Regions from separate parts of the Homo sapiens genome. Here region 1 is linked to region 2. A link is an interaction called in ENCODE POLR2A ChIA-PET data of the cell type or tissue named here. Cell type or tissue: MCF 10A. All regions are shown on one strand. Each heading gives the region's core, and the rest is flanking DNA. Links, peaks and the distances in the headings are about the cores only. Region 1 overlaps DLGAP1 (DLG associated protein 1). Region 2 has its middle 34 kb from the start of MYL12-AS1.

Region 1 (10,239 bases), core at 1,339-9,338, 330 kb after region 2:
GAACCTGGGAAGCGGAGCTGGCAGTGAGCCGAGATCGTGTCACTGCACTCCAGCCTGGGTGACTGAGCGAGACTCCGTCTCAAAAAAAAAAAAAAGAGATGATTAAGTTAATTGGGTCATTAGGGTCATAATCCAATATGACTGGCGTCCTTCTAAGAAGAGAGACAGCAGGACCTACGTGCATAGACCAAGTGAGGACAGAGAGAGGCCAGCCACCCGCAAGCCACAGAGAGAGGCCTCAGAAGAAACCACCTTGCTGATACCTTGATCTTGGTCTCCCAGCTTCCAGAACTGTGAGGAAATAAGCTTCTGTTGTTTAAGGCACCCCATCTATGGTACTTAGTTATGGCAGCCCTAGCAAACTAACATACCCACAAACAGAGAATTCACAGCCTTAAGGCTGGGACTTCAGAAAAATTCCAAAGGTAATAAGCAGAAATTTCAACATGCAAGAGTCTAGCCTTTTAGCGCAGTTTCTCTTTCTGCATCTTTCCCAGGTGGCCTGCAGGCAGGATGGTAAAGCAGTGCTGGGGGCTGGGCAGGGGCGCTGCTGACCTGCAAGTCTAGTGGGGTCACTAAGGTCTCTTGACTCAAAAGGGAAGGGACCAGGGTTCCAGTCCTAGAAAGTCCAGAAAGTAGCAGGGAGACTGAGTAGGTGTTTGGTGCATGGTCAAGAGGCCCATATTGATGCAAGTCACTAACCCCTTCCCTCTTCTAGCCGCCCTAGTCCTTCCTTCTCTCCTCTTCTTCCAGTCTCTTTGACTTTTCCCACCACCCCGTCCTGCGACACTGCTTTATTATCAGGTAAGTCAGAAGAAGGGGAAAATTTGGCTTTACCTTCTGACTTAGCGTCATGCAAATCCTGATGCTCTTTTAGTTTTTTCCTTTTTTTTTTTTTTTTTTGGTGGGAGATATGGGATGGAAGGATATTTGCCGGAGTTGGTTTTTTTTTGTTTTTTGTTTTTTGAGATGAGGTCTTGCTATGCTGCCGAGGCTTAAGTGCAGTGGCTACTCATAGACCCCATCATTGCGCACTACAGCCTTGACCTCCTAGGCTCAAGGGATCCTCCCACCTCAGCCTCCTAAGTAGCCGGAACTATAGGTGCATGCCACCATGCCTGGCCACCTGCTGGAGTTTAAGCAGGTGGTAGGATGGGTGGATGGTCCCTAAAGACACCCATCTTTTAATCTTTGAAATCTGTGGATATGCTACCTTCTAGGGAAAAAAAGGACTTGGCAGATGTTAGTAAGCATCTTAAAATGGAAAAGTTGTCCTAGACTACCTGAATGGGCCCAAAGTCATCGTGAGGTCCTTATAAGAGGGAGGCAGGAGGGTCAGAGACAAAGACGATGATGTGATGATGGGGGCAGAAGTGTGTGTGTGCGAGAGAGGAGCAGAGGGGTTGAAGATGCACCTCTGCTGCTGGCTTTGCAGATGGAGGAAGGGGCTTTAAGCCAAGGAACACAGGCAGCCTCTAGAAGCCCGAAAAGGACACAGATTCTCCCCTATGCCCTCCACAAGGAAAAGCAGCCCTGCCGACCCATTTCTGACTTCTGACCTCCAGAACAGTGAGATGATCTGTGTTGTGTAAAGCCACTCCGCTTGTGGGTGTAACTGGTGACAGCAGCAATAGGAAAGCATACAGGCTGCAAGGATGAAAATCCTCGAGAACAACTGCTATCACATTTTATTATTATTATTATTATTATTATTTTTGAGATGGAGTTTCACTCTTGTCGCTCAGGCTGGAGTGCAATGGCAAGATCTCAACTCACTGCAACCTCTGCCTCCTGGGTTCAAGTGATTCTTCTGCCTCAGCCTCCCGAGGAGCTGGGATTACAGGTGCCCACTACCACGCCCGGCTGATTTTTGTATTTTTAGTACAGACGGGGTTTCACCACGTTGGCCAGGCTGGTCTTGGACTCCTGACCTCAGGTGATCCGCCCACCTCGGCCTCCCAAAGTGTTGGGATTACAGGCCAGAGCCACCACGTCCGGCCTGGTATCACATTTAAACAGGCAGTGATGTGTGACCAGAAATTATACATATTTCTAGAGCTTTCACCCTTCAAACAGTGGTTCCCAGAGGTTGGTCTCCCACCAGTAGTGTCAGCACCTGGGAACACGTGGGTCAAATCCTCAGGCTCCACCCAGGACTACTGGGTCAGAAACTCTGGAGGTGGGGCCAGCACCCTGTGTTTGAACAGGTCCTTCTGGTAATTCTGAGGCATGCTAAGGTTCACCTTAAAGATAAGTGACCTGGGGCTGAGTTCAGTGGCTCACACCTGTAGTCCCAGCACTTTGGGAGGCTGCTAATAATAGCTATGATTATTATACCTGCCCTGACATTATCTTCTGTTTCCAGGCTTGACATATAAGGATCCTATACAAGATTTCACCTACACAAGAGATTCAATCCATCTTAGGTTCTGCTAATGACCTCCCCTCCTAAGGTTCATCAAAGCTGAAGCGGGAAGAAGGCTTGAGGATAGGAGTTTGAGACCAGCCTGGGCAACATAGTGAGACCTTGTCTGTTAAATCAAGTTTAGCCTAAAGTGGCCTCCTTACATATTTTAAGTTCAGCCTAAAGGTTTCTCTGTACATAGTGAACTATATACAACCTAAATGGAGGTATAAACCCACTGTAACCTACTCTTGTGCCAATCAGAGAGTTTTGGCCAAAGGGGGCCAACTGTTCAAACCGTGTTCAAATAAGGCAAACGCCAAGCTGTAGCCAATCCAACTGTTTCTGTACCTCACTTCTGTTTTCTATATGTTACTTTCCTTTTTCTGTCTATAAATCTTCCACTGCGTGGCTGCACTGGAGTCTCTCTGAGCTACCCTGGCTTGGGAGGCTGCCTGATTCGCAAAGCATTCTTTGCTTAACTAAACTTTGTTAAGCTTAATTTGGCTAAGGTTTTTCTTTCAACACGTCCCTGCAAAAACTTAAAATAAAAGAAATTAGCTGGGCATGGTGGCATGCCTGTAATCCCAGCTAGTAGGGAGGCTGAGGTGTAAGGATTGCTTGAGCTCAGGAGGTTGAGGCTGCAGTGAGCCGTGATTACACCACTGCACTCCAGTCTGGGTGACAGAGTGAGACCCTATCTCTACAAAATAAATACATAAGTTAAAAGTGACCTGGGCTGCTGCTTTGCCAACAGAGGGTACCTGTGGAGCCTCTGATGTGCGTATGGGTAGTGTATGTGTATGTTGGCTGTGTGTGTACCCACTGACTCTACAATTAAGCTGATTCTTTTTTTTTTTTGATATGGAGTCTCGCTCTGTCGCCCAGGCTAGAGTGCAGTGACGTGATCTTGGCTCACTGCCAGCTCCGCCTCCCAGGTTCATGCCATTCTCCTGCCTCAGCCTCCCAAGTAGCTGGGACTACAGGCGCCCACCAACACGCCCGGCTAATTTTTTGTATTTTTTAGTAGAGACGGGGTTTCACTGTGTTAGCCAGGATGGTCTCGATCTCCTGACCTCGTGATCTGCCTGCTTCATTCTCCCAAAGTGCTGGGATTACAGGCATGAGCCACTGCACTCGTCCTAAGCTGATTATTTCATGATTCATGCTTGGCTTGGGATCTGGGAATGATGGGGAAAGTTACTCTCTCAAAGATTGGCTCTGTCCCCTGGGGAATGTGGGAGGAGGGAGAGTCCAGAATTCGGCTTCCAAGTGGCCACAAGTCTGGCCTCCTTCACCCAGCCTGTGCCTGTGTCCACAGGACAAGATCCAGGCTGACAGCCATGCACTGCCACACCACTGTCCCAGACTGGGGCAAGCAGAAGGGGGCTGTTTCCTCTCATCTTTCCCCAATTTCTTGCTTGCCAGAGGCAATCCTAACTTGGCTAGCGGAAAGATAATCACTTTTGAAAACATGAGTGAGGTCAGCCCTTCCAGCCACAGCCTGGAGTTTGAAATTACACATTCATTGATTTCTTTTTTTTTCTTTTTCTTTTTTTTTGAGATAGAGTCTCTCTCTGTCGCCCAGGCTGGAGTGCAGTGGCACAATCTTGGCTCATTGCAACCTCCGCCTCCCAGGTTCAAGTGATTCTTGTGCCTCAGCCTCCCCAGTAGATGGGACTACAGGCATGTGCCACCATGCCCTGTTAATTTTTGTATTTTTAGTAGAGAAGGGGTTTCACCATGTTGGCCAGGCTGGTCTTGAACTCCTGACCTCAAATGATCCGCCTGCCTCTGCCTCCCAAAGTGCTGGGATTACACGCGTGAGCCACCAGCCTGGCCTGATTTCAGTACTGGAATGGCCTCATGTCAGCTGGGTGATCTTGTGTGCTGCCTCTCTGTGTCCCCATGTCCTCACTGGTGAAACAGGCATGCTAAAAGCATTGATTTAAGAGAGTTGTTGAGAGGATCACATGAGATAATCAAGGAAAAAGTCTTAGATCAGGGCCTGGAACAAAGTAAATGTTTAATCCTATTAATGCAATTAATTGTGGTTAATGACATGTCATAATTAATAGCTATGATTATTTTCACGAGCCCTGACATTATCTTCCATTTCCAGGCTTCGCATGTATAAGAGGTCCTAGACACAAATTCACCTACACAAGGGATTCAGTCCGTCTTAGGTTCTGCTAATGACAACTCTTCTTGAAGTTCTTCAAGGCCGTGTGAAAAGGAAAAGCCAGCCGGGCACAGTGGCTCACGCCTGTAATCCCAGCACTTTGGGAGGCTGAGGCGGGCGGATCACCTGAGGTCAGGAGTGCGAGACCAGCCTGGCCAATGTGTCTCTACTAAAAATACAAAAATCAGCCGGGCGTGGTGGCGCATGCCTGTAATCCCAGCTACTCAGGAGCCTGAGGCAGGAGAATCGCTTGAACCTGGGAGGCGGAGCTTGCAGTGAGCCGAGGTCACACTACTGCACCCCAGCCTGAGAGACAGAGCAAGACTCCGTCTCAAAAAAAAAAAAAAAAAAAAAGGAAAACCCCCCTAGAAAATGCTTTTCCCGTTGCTTCCCTGCTAATGGGCCTTTTTCATCAGGGCAGCCTCCAGCCTTAGGATGTGGCCGGTCCCCGTGCGGATGCCCGTTTCCCCTCCTGCCTGCATTCATCTGACCGGTTCAGTGGGATCTGGTACTTTTCCTCCCTCCTCCTCGTGCTGGGCTTCCACATCATCCAGACAGCTGCTGCCACATTCCACCGCTCCAGCAGCGGAAGTAAGGCACATTTAGGCCCTTTCTGGGTGAGTGACAGCATTTGAGATGAGATTAATCAAATGCCAGTGTTAGGGGAAAGCAGCCTTTCCCTGAGTCACCTCTGCTCCACCTTTCTCATGACACAGAGCATGAGCCTGTCCAACGGTTGGCCTGTGCGTCAACCTCTGGCCAGGAGACAACGGGCGCCTGTGACCTGGGCGTGAACCGTCTGTTTGTGCGCATAGGTCTGACACTGCTGCTGGGCGAGCCTGCGTGCCCCTGCCCCGCGGTCCATTGACTGTGCCGCTGAGCACAGGCAGGGATGTGTGCCTGTCGCCCTGGGCCGCTGTCCCCTGACGGCAGATGAGATATTCTTCCAGCTCAACACTGATGTTGCAGGGTTTTTCCTCACCTACCGCATGACGACTGAATGAAAGCATTCCAGGAAACCAAAAGGGCTGGGCAGGCCTCTGGAATTTCAAAGCCGACAGCCTGGCCCTGCTGGCAGCTCATTTCTGCCGCGTCATTTTCTCTGAACTGTAGGAGTAGTTTTGTAGCAAACTTATCACCAAAATCCCACAAATGTTAAGCATTACCCTTCTTAGAAAGGAAAAGCCTACTTACTTTTCCCCATTGGAAGACTTCAATTTTTTAAGATTCAAGAAATCCCCAAAAGTCATGATAAAGAAGAGGGAAAACAGACTGAGCATACCCATCCCCTTTTAAATTCAAATTTATTTTGTTTTTTTCTGCTTAGCTACAGGGAAGGTTTGATCATATCACATCTGAGTTAGGCCATATGCACCCAGGGGGAATCTCAAGAGCAAACTAATCTAAACTCCAAGAAATAGACCACTAAGACCCACCCAGGTAGTACTCACTGAACGCTCTTCCTGCCTCTCATAAGAACCAAAAATAGCGGTTTCCCGCAGATGCTCCCAGAAGCAAAGTCTACCTACCACACACACAATATGCAGAAGGGAAAAACCCAAGCCACAAGTCCCTAAACGCCTGAGTCGTGACTCATGGAGGCTGTCCTCCACCCCTGCCAAGTATAAGAAATGATTTCTACCCACCCACTTCTCTAAGGAGATGGTCCCTCATTCCTCTCTCCCGAGCAGGCTTCACAGCCCCCTTCATAGAGATGAAGCCCTAGTCATTAAATGCCCAGTGATGTTACGACTGCCAAATTCTATGACTATTTGGAAAGTTTTATCAGGTATGGATACACTCCACCTATTTGCTTAGGTGGCCAAGATCTCTGTGCAGTTGCACAGACAGTTTCTGTCCTCCCACCCCGTGAGAGGTTGTGTGTGTGTTTGCGGGGGCTGGGAAGCTAATGGAGGGAAGGAGAGACCTCCTCAGGTGAGTCACCTTGCAGTGGAACTGCTTCCTGTGTGTGTGAAGTTCTTCAAGGAGGCACCACTTCACGCAATGCCCCAAACAGAAAAATCGAAGCAAATTAGCAAATTATTTTCTAGGAGATTAGATGTTGGACAACTTCAAGCTTTCACAATAGAAAATGGCTTGTTTTAAGGCAGTTAAACCCAAAGCATGCCTTTTTTGGGGTTTTGTTTATGAATATGTTGTAATCTAAGAAGAGTAATGTTCTTACAGAAAAATTAGACCTTCATGATTGCAATCTAAGTGAGAGGCAATTAGGCTTATTTTTCTTAGAGATTAGTACATCATGTTAGTTCAGAAAGCATTTGTAAAACAGAAAAAAAAAGGAAATCATAAATATCAATTTCATCTTAACACAATGCAACTATCACTGTTCTCAACCTGAGTTCTTAATTTCTGGCATGTCACAAATTCCTTGAACTACCAATGTTGAACTAACCTCCCCTGACCCAGGGAGTTGAATAGTTTTTTCAAAGGATATGATCAAATCTCTGTTCATGCATGCCTACATTTATTCATTTTCCAAAAGCATAAATTAATTCTGAGGGACAGAAAGTAGACTTGTGCTTGCCTAGGTTTGTGGGAGATGAAAATGTGGCTGGGAGCCATGGCTCACACCTGTAATCCCAGCATTTTAGGAGGCTGAGGCAGGAGGATCATTTCAGCCCAGGAATTCAAGACCAGCCTGGACAACATAGGGAGACCCATCTCTACAAAATAAAAAAATTAGCCCAGCGTGGTGGCACATCCCTGTAGTGCCAGCTACTTGGGGGGCTGAGGTGGGAGGATCACTTTAGCCCGAGGTTGAGGCTACAATGAGTAGTGATCGCGCCAGTGCACTCCAGCCTGGGCTACAGAGTGAGACCCAGTCTCAAAAAAGAAAAAAAAAAAAAAGATCAGGAATGGCGGCTCACATCTGTAATCTTAGCATTTTGGGAGGCTGAGGTGGGAGGATTGCGTAAGCCCAGGAATTTAAGACAAGCCTGGGCAACATGGCAAAACTCAGTCTCTACAAAAAATACAAAAATTAGCTGGGCATGGTGGTGGGCGTCTGTAGTCCCAGCTACTCAGGAGGCTGAGGTGGGAGGATCACTTGAATGTGGGGGGTCAAGGCTTCAGTGAGCCGAGATCACACCACTGCACTCCACCCTGCTGGGTGACAGAGCAAGAACCTGTTAAAAAAAAAAAAAAAAGCAAAGAAAAGAAAGCTGGATGTGGTAGCTCATGCCTATCATCCCACTACTTTGGGAGGTGGAGGTGGGCGGATCACTTGAGGTCAGGAGTTCAAGACCAGCCTGCCCAACATGGAAAAATTTTGTCTCTACTAAAAATATAAAAATTGTGGTGGCGTGCACCTGTAATCCCAGCTACTCGGGAGGCTGAGGCAGGAGAATCATTTGAACCCGGGAGGGCGGAGGCTGCAGTGAGCTGAGATCACGCCACTGCACTCCAGCCTGGGCAACAGAGTGAGACTCTGTCTCACAAAAAAAAGAAAAGAAAATATTTGAAGCTAAGACTGTGGTGATGGTTGTACAACTCTGTGAGCACACACACAAAAAACGCTGAATTGTGCACTTTAAACGAGTGGATTTTATGACATATGAGTCATATTTCAATAAGGTCATTAACAATGTACCTGAAAGAATTACATGGTCTCATGAAAGTACTGCTAACATTTTATTAGTGCTAGTAATTTTTTTTTAATAGAGATGAGGGCTCACTATGTTGCCCAGGCTGGTCTTGAACTCCTGAGCTTAAGTGATCTTCCCGCCTTGGCCTCCCAAAGTGCTAAGATTACAGGAGTGAGCCACCACACCTGGCCTAGTGCTAGTAATTTTTTGTCAGTTGTTTCTGGTGTGTGATTACTAATACAATGCTCTTGAGAAGAACAGATTGCAGAAGTTTATAGGCTTCTGAGCTCAGGGAAGGCACTGACCGAGTCCCAGGCAGGCAAATGCAGTGAGTGAATTTGTTCAGTCCAATGTGTTGTCAGTTTCCTTCGTACAGTTCCATGAGATAGAGGAATGTTAGGCATATATGTTTGCTTTCTTATCCCCCATCTTTCCTGTCCTTCTCCCACACGCTACAGTCCTACACGCTATCCGGATGCTTCTCTAATGGGTGGGCGTATCAGAATTTTGAGGAGGAAGACAGTGAAGAGCAGGTAGTTTTTGTAATTTGAAAAAACATACAGTAGTTTGTCTTGTAATATAATATTTAGTTGTGGGGCATTCCTTCTTTCTCTGCTATATATATTTTTAGAGATGGGGTCTTCCTCTGTTGCCCAGGCTGCAGTGCAGTGATGTAATCACATCTCACTGCAACTTCAAATTCCTAAGCTCAAGTGATCCTCCTGCCTTAACCTCCCAAGTAGCTGGGACTGCCCATCTAATTAATCCCTCCGCTATTTTTTCTTTCTTTCTTCCTTCCTTCCCTCCCTTCCTCCCTCCTTCCTTCCTTTTTTTTTTTTTTTTTTTTGAGATGGAGTCTCGCTCTGTTGTCCAGGCCGGAGTGCAATGGGGCGATCTCGGCTCACTGCAACCTCCCACCTCCCCGGTTCCAGTGATTCTCCTGCCACAGCCTCCCGAGTAGCTGGGATTACAGGCGCGCACCACACCTGGCTAATTTTTGTATTTTTAGTAGAGATGGGCTTTCACTATGTTGGCCAGGCTGGTCTCGATCTCCTGACCTCAAGTGGTCCACCCGCCTTGGCCTCCCAAAGTGGTGGGATTACAGGCGTGAGCCACTGCGCCTGGCCTTGTGCTATATTCTTTTTTTTTTTTTTTTTTTGAGACGGAGTCTCGCTCTGTCACCTAGGCTGGAGTGCAGTGGTGTGATCTTGGCTCGCTGTAACCTCTGCCTCCCGGGTTCGAGCGATTCTCCTATTTCAGCCTCCCAAGTAGGTGGGATTATAGCCATGTGCCATCACACTCAGACGATTTTTGTATTTTCAGTAGAGACGAGGTTTGACCATGTCCGCCAGGGGTCTTGTACTCCTGACCTCAAGTGATCCACCCACCTCAGCCTCCCAGAGTGCTGGGATTACAGGCATGAGCCAGTGTGCCCAGCCTATTCTTAAAGAATAATTACAAAATGAAGATTCCGAAACCACCACGTAGGCCAAGCTATAGAATGCCTCCGAGCCTGCAGTTCACATTCCCCGTGCATCTTTTCCCTGTTACAAACCCCTCCTATCCCAGAAGTAACTAGTCTGCTGATATTTGTCATTATTTTCTTGCCTTTAGTATTTCTGCATGCATTCCTAAACAATATAGCTTGATTATGCCTGGTTTTGAACTTTAAATTAAAAGAAGCTTACTACATATATGTATTCTTTTGTATTTTGCTTCTTTTACTTAATGTTGTGGGTTGATTCACCTATATTGTAATTACATACAACTTGTCAATTTCCATTGCTATATGAAAATACCATTTCATTGCATGGAAATAAACAATAAAAATACATTTTACTATAGATGGATATTTAGGGTTTTTTTGGTATTTGAACAATGCCACCATGAATATTCCTGTCCTGTATTTGGCACACAAGTAAAAGACTTTTCTAGAAAATGTTCGGGTTGTTTGCTATGAGTTTCTTCATAATGTCAAATAATATTTTTAAAAATGTGGATATTGTCCCAACATACACTCCCATAACAGTGCATGAGAATTCCTATTG
Region 2 (10,239 bases), core at 1,144-9,143:
ACAAACTAATAAGCAAAGAGAAAACTAATAAAAACTCTACACTTTAACTCCATCCCCTACTTTTTAACTTTTTGTTGTTTCTATTTATGTCTTATTGTACTATGTCTTGAAAAGTTGTTGTGGCTATTTTTGATAGGCTCATCTTTTAGTCTTTCTACTCAAGATATGACTAGTTTACACACCACAATTACAGTGTTATAATATTCTGTTGTTTTCTGTGTTCTTACTATTACCAGTGAGTTTTGAACCTTCAGATGATTTCCTATTGCTCATTAACGTCCCTTTCTTTCAGATTGAAAAACTCCCTTTAGCATTCCTTGTAAGACAGGTCTAGCATTGATGAAATCCCTTGGCCTCTTTTTTTTTTGTCTGGGGTACAGTGGAGGAGTCTTTATTTCCCCTTCATGTTTAAGGTATATTTTTGTTGGACATACCATTTTAGGATAAAAGGTTTTTTTCTTTAGCACTTTAAATATGTCACACCACTCCTTCTTGGCCTGTAAGGTTTCCACTGAGAAGTCTGCTGCCAGATGTATTGGAGCTCCATTGTATGTTATTTGTTTCTTTCTCTTGCTGCTTTTAGGATCCTTTCTTTGTCCTTGACCTTTGGAAGTCTGATTATTAAATGTCATGAGGTAGTCTTATTTGGATTAAATCTGCTTGGTGTTCTATAACTTTCTTGTACTTGAATATTGATATCTTCTCTAGGTTTGGGAAGTTCTCTGTTATTATTCCTTTGAATAAACTTTCTATTCTGATCTCTCTATTTACCTCCCCTTTAAGGCCTATAACCCTTATTTGAACTTTTTGAATTACAGATGCTTGGTATCCAACTGGTCCACATTAAATCCAGAAAGCATCTAGGTAATGCAAGAGATGTCGTAGAACCTAAGAGAAAAGAATCTCAAGAAAGAAAATGTGACAAAAGTGTTAATTGCTTCAGTGAAATCAAATAAGTGTCCATTTGTTTTGACAATATGGAAGTAACTGGTGCTCCCAGTGAAAACATTTTTGGTAGAATGCTGTCTTAGTTCATTTTGTACTGCTATAACAGAATATCTGAGATTGGATAATTTATAAAGAACAGAAATTTATTTCTTACAGTTCTGGAGGCTGGGGAGTCCAAGATTGAAGGGCCTATATCTGAAGGGGGCCTTCTTGATGCATCATCCCATCATGGAAGGCAGAAGGGCAATAAAGCATGTGAGAGAGAGATGGGAAGAGGGCTGAACTTATCCTTTTATCAGAAATCCATTTCCACAATAATGGCATTAATCCATTCATGAGGACTGAGCTCTCATGACCTAATTACCTCTTAAAAGTCCCACCTCTCAACACTTTTGCATTGGGGATTAAGTTTACAACACATGAACTTTGGAGAACACATTCAACCCATAGCAATTTGTGTCAGTAGAAACCAGATTACAATAATTGAAGAAGAAAAGGAGAGGTAAGGGGACTGCTTCAGTGGGAAATGAACTTGATGTAATAATTACTTCCAAGTAGGGTGACCAATTGTCCCCATTTGCACAGAACTGAGGGGGTTTCTAGGATACTGGATTTGCGTGCAAAAGCTACAAATCAGGACAAGTTGTTCATGCTACCTCCAAGTACACTATCAGGCAGGCTGCTCTAGAGTTCATAAAAGAGACAGGGTGAGAGAAAATTGCAAAGACGCTGGAATCACAAGGTTTATTTATGTTTTCTTTTCTTTTTTGAGACAGGGTCTTGCTCTGTCACCCAGGCTGGAGTGCAGTGGTGTCATCATGGCTCATTGCAGCCTCATCCTCCTGGGCTTAAGCAATCCTCCCACCTCAAACTCCCTAGTAGCTAGGACTACAGGCACACACTAGCATGCTCAGCTAATTTTTTGTTTTTATTTTTGTTTTAGAGACAAGGTCTCGCTATGTTGCCCAGGCTGGTCTTGAACTCCTGGGCTCAAGCAGTCCTCCCACCTCAGCCTTCCAAAGTGCTAGAATTACAAGTTTGAGCCACCATGTCCAGCCTATGTGTAAATTTTAAACACAAAGCAAGAAGCAAGTGGAAACTGAGATAAGTTATCACACTAAGGATAGGATCCAAGTTGGATGTAAGAGCCATACAAAAAAAATCCTGAGTCACACAATGTTCATATCCTATCTCTCTCACCTACAAAGACACATCAGAATTTCCTACTGATGGCATGGTCTGATGCAGTGACCAGAGTCAAGGGTGAGCAAGGAGACTCAGCAAATTGAAGGTGCCTGAAGCCAACACATGCTTCCTCTTTCAAAGAGATGGAGGACAAGGAGCCTGTGCACAACTGAAATTCACCAATGAAGTGCTGAGGAGCTGTGGATTTATCTGCATATCTTGGACAGAGGTCACCTGGGGCAAGAATAGCTGTCACGATTCAGCAGCTGATTTAAATATGACATAGCTGTCATTCAGGAGGATACATGATCTGTGATTTTACTAATATTTTAGGTTTACTTGGTCCTTCTATCCTTTCCTATCTACAAGTAGCACACTTGGTATTTCCATTCTTTTAATCTATGCTTACCAAACATATGTTCTGTATATGCTATTTATGTTTAACCTAAAAGATTTCTAACTTAGTACATTTGCTATCATTCCTCAACATGTTTTATGAGTGTCACCTATTGTTCTACTTGTTTGTTTCTCTTGTTAATTTCAGAAGAATTGAATATTCTCAAATACTACAGAAAAATCACATTATAGAAGTAACGATAGCATAAATAGACTTTTTGTACTCAACACTTGGCTGTAATGGAAAAGAGAAAAAAAAGTTATTTGCTATAGGGATTTACAGAATCATGGGAAGCTTAAAAAAAAAGAAGCTGAAGATAAAGAACAGCCAGAGACAGAAGTTAATTGATGAAGCATGATTACTGAGAGAGAATAAAAGGTGGAGGGAGAATTGGTAGGAGATCGTATTCTCTTACAGGAGAAGAGGGAAGGAATAATGGGTGGCAATGCAAATATGTATCCAGTGGTGGGTGGGATTCACCAGGTGTGTTTCAGTTTACTTTGTGAAATAATTTGGCTCTTAAATAAGTACTTCCAGGCACTGGTTGATTGATTTACAAATGTTTACTTTTTATTAAGTGTGGTGTGGTGGCCTTGTAATGTATTGACTTGGCTAAGCTGAACTACGTTTTCCACAATTTTGTTTCTTGTATGTTTCTGGTTATGGTGGGCCATGAGGGAGATTCTTGTGAGATTCAGAAAGCAGATGGGAAGCTGCAGTCATTTTGTAGCTCACACACATTGTTGCTGATCTGCTGACTCACCTCATCAGCATGAAGCGGCAGCTGGGCCTGCTCTACCTTCCACTGGGTTTTCCCTCAGCTTCCCTGACTCCTGGGCCTGGTGTGTGTGTGTTTAGTTCCATGAGGTTGGGTCCCCACTATCAACACCAGAAGGAATATGAACTGACATGAGTTTCAATTTGTCCTGCTGGGTTCTAGTTCATGCTGTGGGTTCCAGTCTTTTCTTGATCTTCCTCACTTTATATCCATTGTCGCTTTCCAACTCTCTGCCCTCTGGACTTCAAGCTCCAGTACCAGATGAAAGGACTACAGTCTTACAGAGACTCTTTAACCAGTTCCAACGTTTGTGGAAGGCTGTATTTCTATGAAATAATATCCTCAGATCATGCCTGACTTTATGTTAATGATATCACTCAGGATAGGGGCTGGACATGCCACAAAAGCCATCCATGTGACTGGAGGGTTGGGGCTTTGAGCAATGTGGATATCAGCCTGACTTCTGACCTCTGACCCCCAGGAAGGAGCAGGGGGCTGGAGACTGAATTCGATCACACTGCCAATGATTCAACCAATCATGCCTACAAAATAAAACCCAAATAAAAACTCTGGACATGAAAGCTAGGGGAAACTTCCAGGTTGATAATCATACATCAGTGTGCCAGGAGGATGACAGGTCCTGAGCATAAAGAAGCTTTGAATTTGGGACCCTCCCAGACTTTGCTCCCTGCACCTTTTCATTTGGATGTCCCTGGTTTGTGTCTTTTATAATGAAACACTAAGCCTAAGTATAGTGCGTGCCTGCATTCTGTGAGTTGTTCTGGTCCATTATTAAACCTGAGGAGTTAGTGGGAATCCCTGCATTTGTGGTCAGTTGGTCAGAAGCACCGGTGGCTCAGGAACCCTGGAACATATAACAGCTGGTATCTGGGGTAAGAGGCATCCTGTGAGTGGCTGTTCCCTTAACCTGTGAAATTTGACCTTACTCCAGGTCAGGATTGTATTGCAAAGAGAAAATAATGTATGGATCCCCTTGTAGGCATCACCTAGCTTCAATAATAATCAGCTCATGGCCAAACTTGTTTCATCTATAACCCCTCCCATTTTCCTTTCATCATTATCCCTCAGCCCTCTTACCTGCATCACTAGATTACTTTGAAGTAAATCACTGACAAATCATTTTGTCAGCAAATCACTGATATTTGTTCATACATATTAAAGCAGATATCTCTAAAACAAAAGACCGCTTCCCCTCCCACTTTTTTTTTTTTTTTTTTTTTTGAGACAGAGTCTCACCCTGTCACCCAGGCTGGAGTGCAATGGCGCTATCTCTGCTCACTGCAACCTCCACCTCCCAGGTTCAAGCGATTCTCCTGCCTCAGCCTCCTGAGTAGCTGGGATCACAGGCGGGCGTCACCACGCCCGGCTAATTTTTTATATCTTTAGTAGAGATGGGGTTTCACCATGTTGGCCAGGCTGGCCTCGAACTCCTGACCTCATAATCTGCCTGCCTTGGCCTCCCAAATGCTGGGATTACAGGCGTGAGCCACCGCGCCCGGCCTCCCCACCTTTTTTTTAAGAGACAAGTTCTCACTCTGTTGCTCCCAAGATGGCAGATTGGAGGCAGTGTTAGCATGCCTCTTCCACTTGGAAAGACAAGATAGTGTGTAGAGACTCACACACTGTGAACTTTTCTCCTAGAAGCAACACAGGAACTTAACAGGAGAACTGAAAGAAGCCACTGACCCTTTGAAAGAAGCACTGGGCTGCAGCCTACACCATAAGCCAGTGGAAAACTAAGTTCCCCAGAGTGAAAGAGGAATAAATTGCCTCTGGAACATACACTCCCACTTGGGAATCTGGCAATAGAGGCCCATGAGGGAAGAACTTAACCCTATCCAGCAATGGAGCTGATTTTAGTGAGCAGTGGGGAATGTATGAGAAAAAGCATCATTGGGACGGGCTTTGCATGCACTCCCAGGCTCCAGTGAGGATGGAGGGAAGACATTCCCGACCCTACCTCACAGAGGACTGTGCAGAAATCTGCCAGCTAACTCAGACAGCAGTCACAGGTTGGCAGAAGTTCCCAACTGGGTTCACAATATAATGCCGAATGGGGACAAACCCCCTTGGGCAGAACCAAGGAGTGACTGGGAAATGTGCTGCAGCCACGGGTGCAGGAGCTGGGCGCCCCTGCTTCACGGGCAGACTGGGAGGGGCGTGGCTTGAAAGCATTGGTTGTTCTCTCCTTCAGGAAGGCTTATGGCATGGGGCAGTCTTGAGTTCTGAATGCGGACTGCCTGGATTCTAACGAGCTGCTGCAAGCGGAACCCTGCGGGTGAGGGACCGGCCTTGCCAAGTGCATGGGCGCTGGTGGGGCTTACTGCCGCCTGCTACTCCCCAACCCCTGTAGAGAGACTTCTGTGCAGCAGAGGCAGCTGCACCCCTCCCTGCAACATTACCCCTGCGGCCAGAAAAATGCTCTCTGACCCCCACAGGGGCCACTGCTTACCCCGCATGTGGGGAGCCACAGCGTGAACCTGCCTGATCCAGCCGCCACCTGGCTTTGCTCCTTCACTTGCTCTGGTAGCTTAACACAAAGGACAGAAATTTTTTGGCGCTCTATGGCCCCACCCATTACCTGAGTCACCAGAGTACCTCCCCTGGGTAACATGAGGCAAGCACAAATCCCACTGCTACTACGGCAGCTGGTGCTCTTTGGCAAGCGCCACCTTCTGGCTGGAGGCCAATTGACAGTCCATTACAGCATCTCCAAGTAGTGTAACACTGCACCAAGGAAGGAGAAAACTTGTGCATGACCTCAGCTGTCACCATTGCCTGCATCGTTCTGGCTAACCAGGGGGTCCTGAGTCTGTCCACATGACCAATTCATTACTACTACTACTGGCATTTGAGAAATCTTTACCAGACAAAGAATTCAAAAGGTTGATCATTAAGCTACTCAAGGAGATATAAGAGAAAGGTGAAAAACAACATATAGAAATTTAAAAATCAATTCAGGATATAGATGAAATATTTTCTAAAGAGATAGATTTTTTTAAAAAATCAACCAGAACTTTTTGAAATGAAGGACACATTTAGGGATTTAGGGAATTACAAAATGAGCTGGAAAGTTTTAACAATATTCTAGACCAAATAGAAGAAAGAATTTCAGAGCTCTAAGACAAGGCTTTCAAATTAACCCAATCAGACAAAAATAAAGAAAAAAGAATTAATAGAAATGAATAAAGCGTCCAAGAAATATGGTATTATGTAAAATGGACAAGTATAAGAACTATTGGTGTCCCTGAAGGAGAAGAAAAAGCAAAAAAAAAAAAAAAAAAAAAAAGTGAAAAACTTCTTTGAGGGAATAATTGAGAAAAACTTCCCTGTCCTTGCTGGAGATTTAGACATCCAAATACAAGAAGCTCAAAGAAGTCCTGGGAGATTCATTGCAAAAAGGATATCACCAAGGAACATAGTCATCAGACTATCTATAGTCAGTGTGAAGGAAAGAATTCTAAGAGCAGTGAGTCAAAAGCATCAGGTAAGCTATAAAGGGAAACCTATCAGACAAATAGTAGACTTTTCAGTATAAAATTTACAAACCAGAAGGAATTCGAATCCTATCTTTAGCCTTCTTTTTTTTTTGAGATGGAGTCTTGCCCTGTTGCCCAGGCTGGAGTGCAGTGGTGCAATCTCAGCTCACTGCAACCTCCACCTCCCAGGTTCAAGCAATTCTCCTGCCTCAGCCTCCTGAATAGCTGGGAATACAGGTACATGCCACCAAGCCCAGCTAATTTTTGTATTTTTAGTAGAGACGAGGTTTCACCATGTTGGTCAGGCTGGTCTCGAACTCCTGACCTTGTGATTCACCTGCCTCAGCCTCCCAAAGTGTCTTTAGCCTTCTTAAATGGAATAACCCTCAGCCAAGAATTTTGTATTCAGTAAAATTAAGTCTTATAAATACAGACAAAATAAAGTCTTGTTCAGATAAGCAAATGGTGAGGGAATTTGTCACTATCAGACCAGCCCTACAAGAAATGCTCAAAGGATTTCTAAAGCTTGAAACAAAAGGTTGATATAAACCAGAACAGAACCTCTTGACACATAAACCTCATAGGGTCTATAAAACAATAACACAATGAAGAAAACAAAATATCTAGGTAACAATCAACATGATGGCTGGAACAGTAGCTCACATCTCAATATTAATGTTGAATGTAAATGGTCTAAATGCTCTACTTTAAGGTATAAATGGGCAGAATGGATAAAAAATCACAAACCACATATCTTCAGTCTTCGAGAGACTCACCTAACACATAAGGATTCTTATAGATTCAAGGTAAAGGAGTGGCAAAAAATATTCTGTGCAAAAGAAAACCAAAAGTGAGCAGAAGTATCTATTTTTATGTTAGATAAAACAGACTTTAAAGCAAGAACAATAGAAAAAAGACAAAAAAGTCATTACATAATGATAAAAGGATGAATCCAACAAGAAGATACTATAATCCTAAATACATATGCACCTAACTCTGGAGCTCCCAGATTCATAAAACTATTACTTCTAGATCTAAGATGAGAGATAGACAGTAACATAATAATGGTAGGGGACTTCAACACTTCACTAACAGTCCTAGACAGATCATTGTGGCAGAAGGTCAACAAAGAAATGCTAGTCTTAAACTACACTCCAGAACAAAGGGACCTAACAGGTATTTACGGAACATTCTACCCAAGAACTGCACAATATACATTCTTCTTATCAGCACATGGAACATTCTCCAAGATAAACCATATGACAGGCCACAAAACAAGTCTCAAAAAACTTTAAAAAATCAAAATAATGTCAAGTATCTTCTCAGACTACAGTGGAATAAAACTAGAAATCAACTCCAAAAAGAGCCTTCAAAACTATACAAATACATGGAAATTAAACAATCTGCTGCTGAATGATTTTCGGGTTAACAATGAAATTGAGATAGAAATTTAAAAATTATTCAAAATGAATGATAATAGTGATACAGGGTATCAAAACCTCTGGAATACAGCAAAAGCAGTGCTAAGGGGACAGTTTATAGTACTAAATCCCTATATCAAAAAGTCTGAAAGGTCACAAATTGACAACCTAAGATCACACCTTAAGGAACTGAAGAAAGAAGAACAAACCAAACCCAAAACTAGCAGAAGAAAAGAAATAACAAAGATCAGAGAAGAACTAAATGAAATTGAAACAAAAATTACAAAAGATTAATGAAACAAAAAGTTGGTTCTTTGAAAGGAGAAATAAAATCAATACACCATTAGCTAGATTAACCAAAAAGAGAGAAGATTCAAATTAGCTCAATTAGAAATAAAAATGGAGACATTACAACCAACACCACAGAAATACAAAAGATCATTAGAGACTACTATGAACACCTCTATGCACAAAAACTGGAATATTTAGAGGAAATGAATAAGTTCCTGGAAACATACAACCCTCCTAGCTTGAATCAGGAAGAAATAGGAATTCTGAGCAAACCAATTACAAGCAGTGAGATTCAATCAGTAATAAAAAATTACCAGCTAGGCATGGTTGCTCATGCCTGTAATCTTAGCACTTTGGAAGGCAGAGGCAGGCAGATCGCTTGAGCCCGGGAGTTAGAGACCAGCCTGGGCAACATGGCGAAACCCCATCTCTACAAAAAAATACAAAATTTAGCCAAATGTGGTGGTGCACGCATGTAATCCCAGCTACTCGGGAGGCAAAGGTTGGAGGATCACTTAAGCTTTGGGAGGTCATGGGTGCAGTGAGCTGTGATTGTGCCACTGTACTGCAGCTTGAGCAAAAGGTGAGACCCTATCTCAAAGAAAAATAATTACCACCTAGAACAAAAATACCCAGGGCCAGATGGATTCACAGCTAAATTCTACCAGATATTCTAGAAGAATTGATACCAATCCTACTGAAACTATCCTAAAAGATTGAGAAAGAGAGCCTCCTCCCTAACTCATTCTACAAAGCCAGTATCAGCCTGATACCAAAACCAGAAAAGGACATAAAAAGAGAAAACTACAGACCAATATCTTTGATGAACATAGGTGCAAAAATCCTCAACAAAGTGCTAGCAAACTGAATCCAACAGCACATCAAAAATAGAATTCACCATGATAAAATGAGTTTCATTCCAGGGATGCAGGGATGGTTCAACATACACAAGTCAATAAATGTGATTTATCTCATAAACAGAATTAAAAACAAAAACGATGTGATCATCTCAATAGACTCAGAAAAAGCATTTAATAAAACCCAGCATCACTTTGTGATAAAAAACCCTCAACAAACTAAGCATAGAAGGAACGCATCTCAAAATAATAAAAGCCACATAGGACAAACCCACAGTCTACATCATACTGAAAGGGGAAAAGTTGAAAGCATTCCCCCTAAGAAATGGAACAAGACAAGGATGCCTACTTTGACCACTTCTGTTCAACGTAGTACTGTAAGTCCTAGTCAGAGCAATCAAGCAAGAAAAGGAAATAAAAAGCATCCAAATTAGAGAAGAAGTCAAACATCTGTTTGCTGATGACATGATCATAAACCTAGAAAATCCTACAGACTTCACCAGAAGACTTCTAGATTTGATAAACAAACTCAGTAAAATCTCAGGTTACAAAATCAATGTACACAAATCAGTAGCACTGCTAAACACCAACAATAACCAAGCTGAGGATCAAATCAAGAACTCAATATCTTTTACAATTGCTATAAAAAAATGAAATGCCTAGGACTATACTTAACCAAGAAGGTGAAAGATCTCTACAAGAAAACTATAAAATGCTGCTGAAAGAGATCATAAATGACACAAACAAATGGAAATACATCCCATGCTCATGGTTTGGATAACCAATACCATGAAAATGATCATACTACCCAAAGAAATCTGCAGATTCAATGCAATTTCTATCAAAATACCAACATCTTTTT

What was found. ChIA-PET counts read pairs that join two places held together with the same protein. Peaks named below come from ENCODE experiments on the same cell type or tissue, not always from the same donor. Only the 100,000 strongest peaks of a DNase experiment are listed, where the experiment ranks them.
Region 1: POLR2A ChIA-PET joins it to region 2 with 10 read pairs; 10 of 35 experiments call an interaction of 5 or more read pairs at or near these places.

Annotation. Positions count from the first base shown.
Region 1 is chr18:3,618,858-3,629,096 of GRCh38, forward strand. The region is part of intron 7 of DLGAP1 (DLG associated protein 1); the gene reads right to left. Among named protein-coding and RNA genes, the nearest start is that of DLGAP1-AS2, 20 kb to the left of the region's middle. RefSeq lists enhancers at 4,623-5,196, 4,979-6,178, 6,343-6,914 and a silencer at 5,013-5,307. In MCF 10A, for the core only: no CTCF peak of the experiment used is centred there; DNase peaks (open chromatin) are centred at 3,624, 5,274, 5,574, 6,154 and 2 weaker places.
Region 2 is chr18:3,291,584-3,301,822 of GRCh38, forward strand. No RefSeq gene overlaps it. Among named protein-coding and RNA genes, the nearest start is that of MYL12-AS1, 34 kb to the left of the region's middle. RefSeq lists enhancers at 3,168-3,462, 5,623-5,702. In MCF 10A, for the core only: a CTCF peak has its summit at 6,003 (motif pointing left); a DNase peak (open chromatin) is centred at 5,968.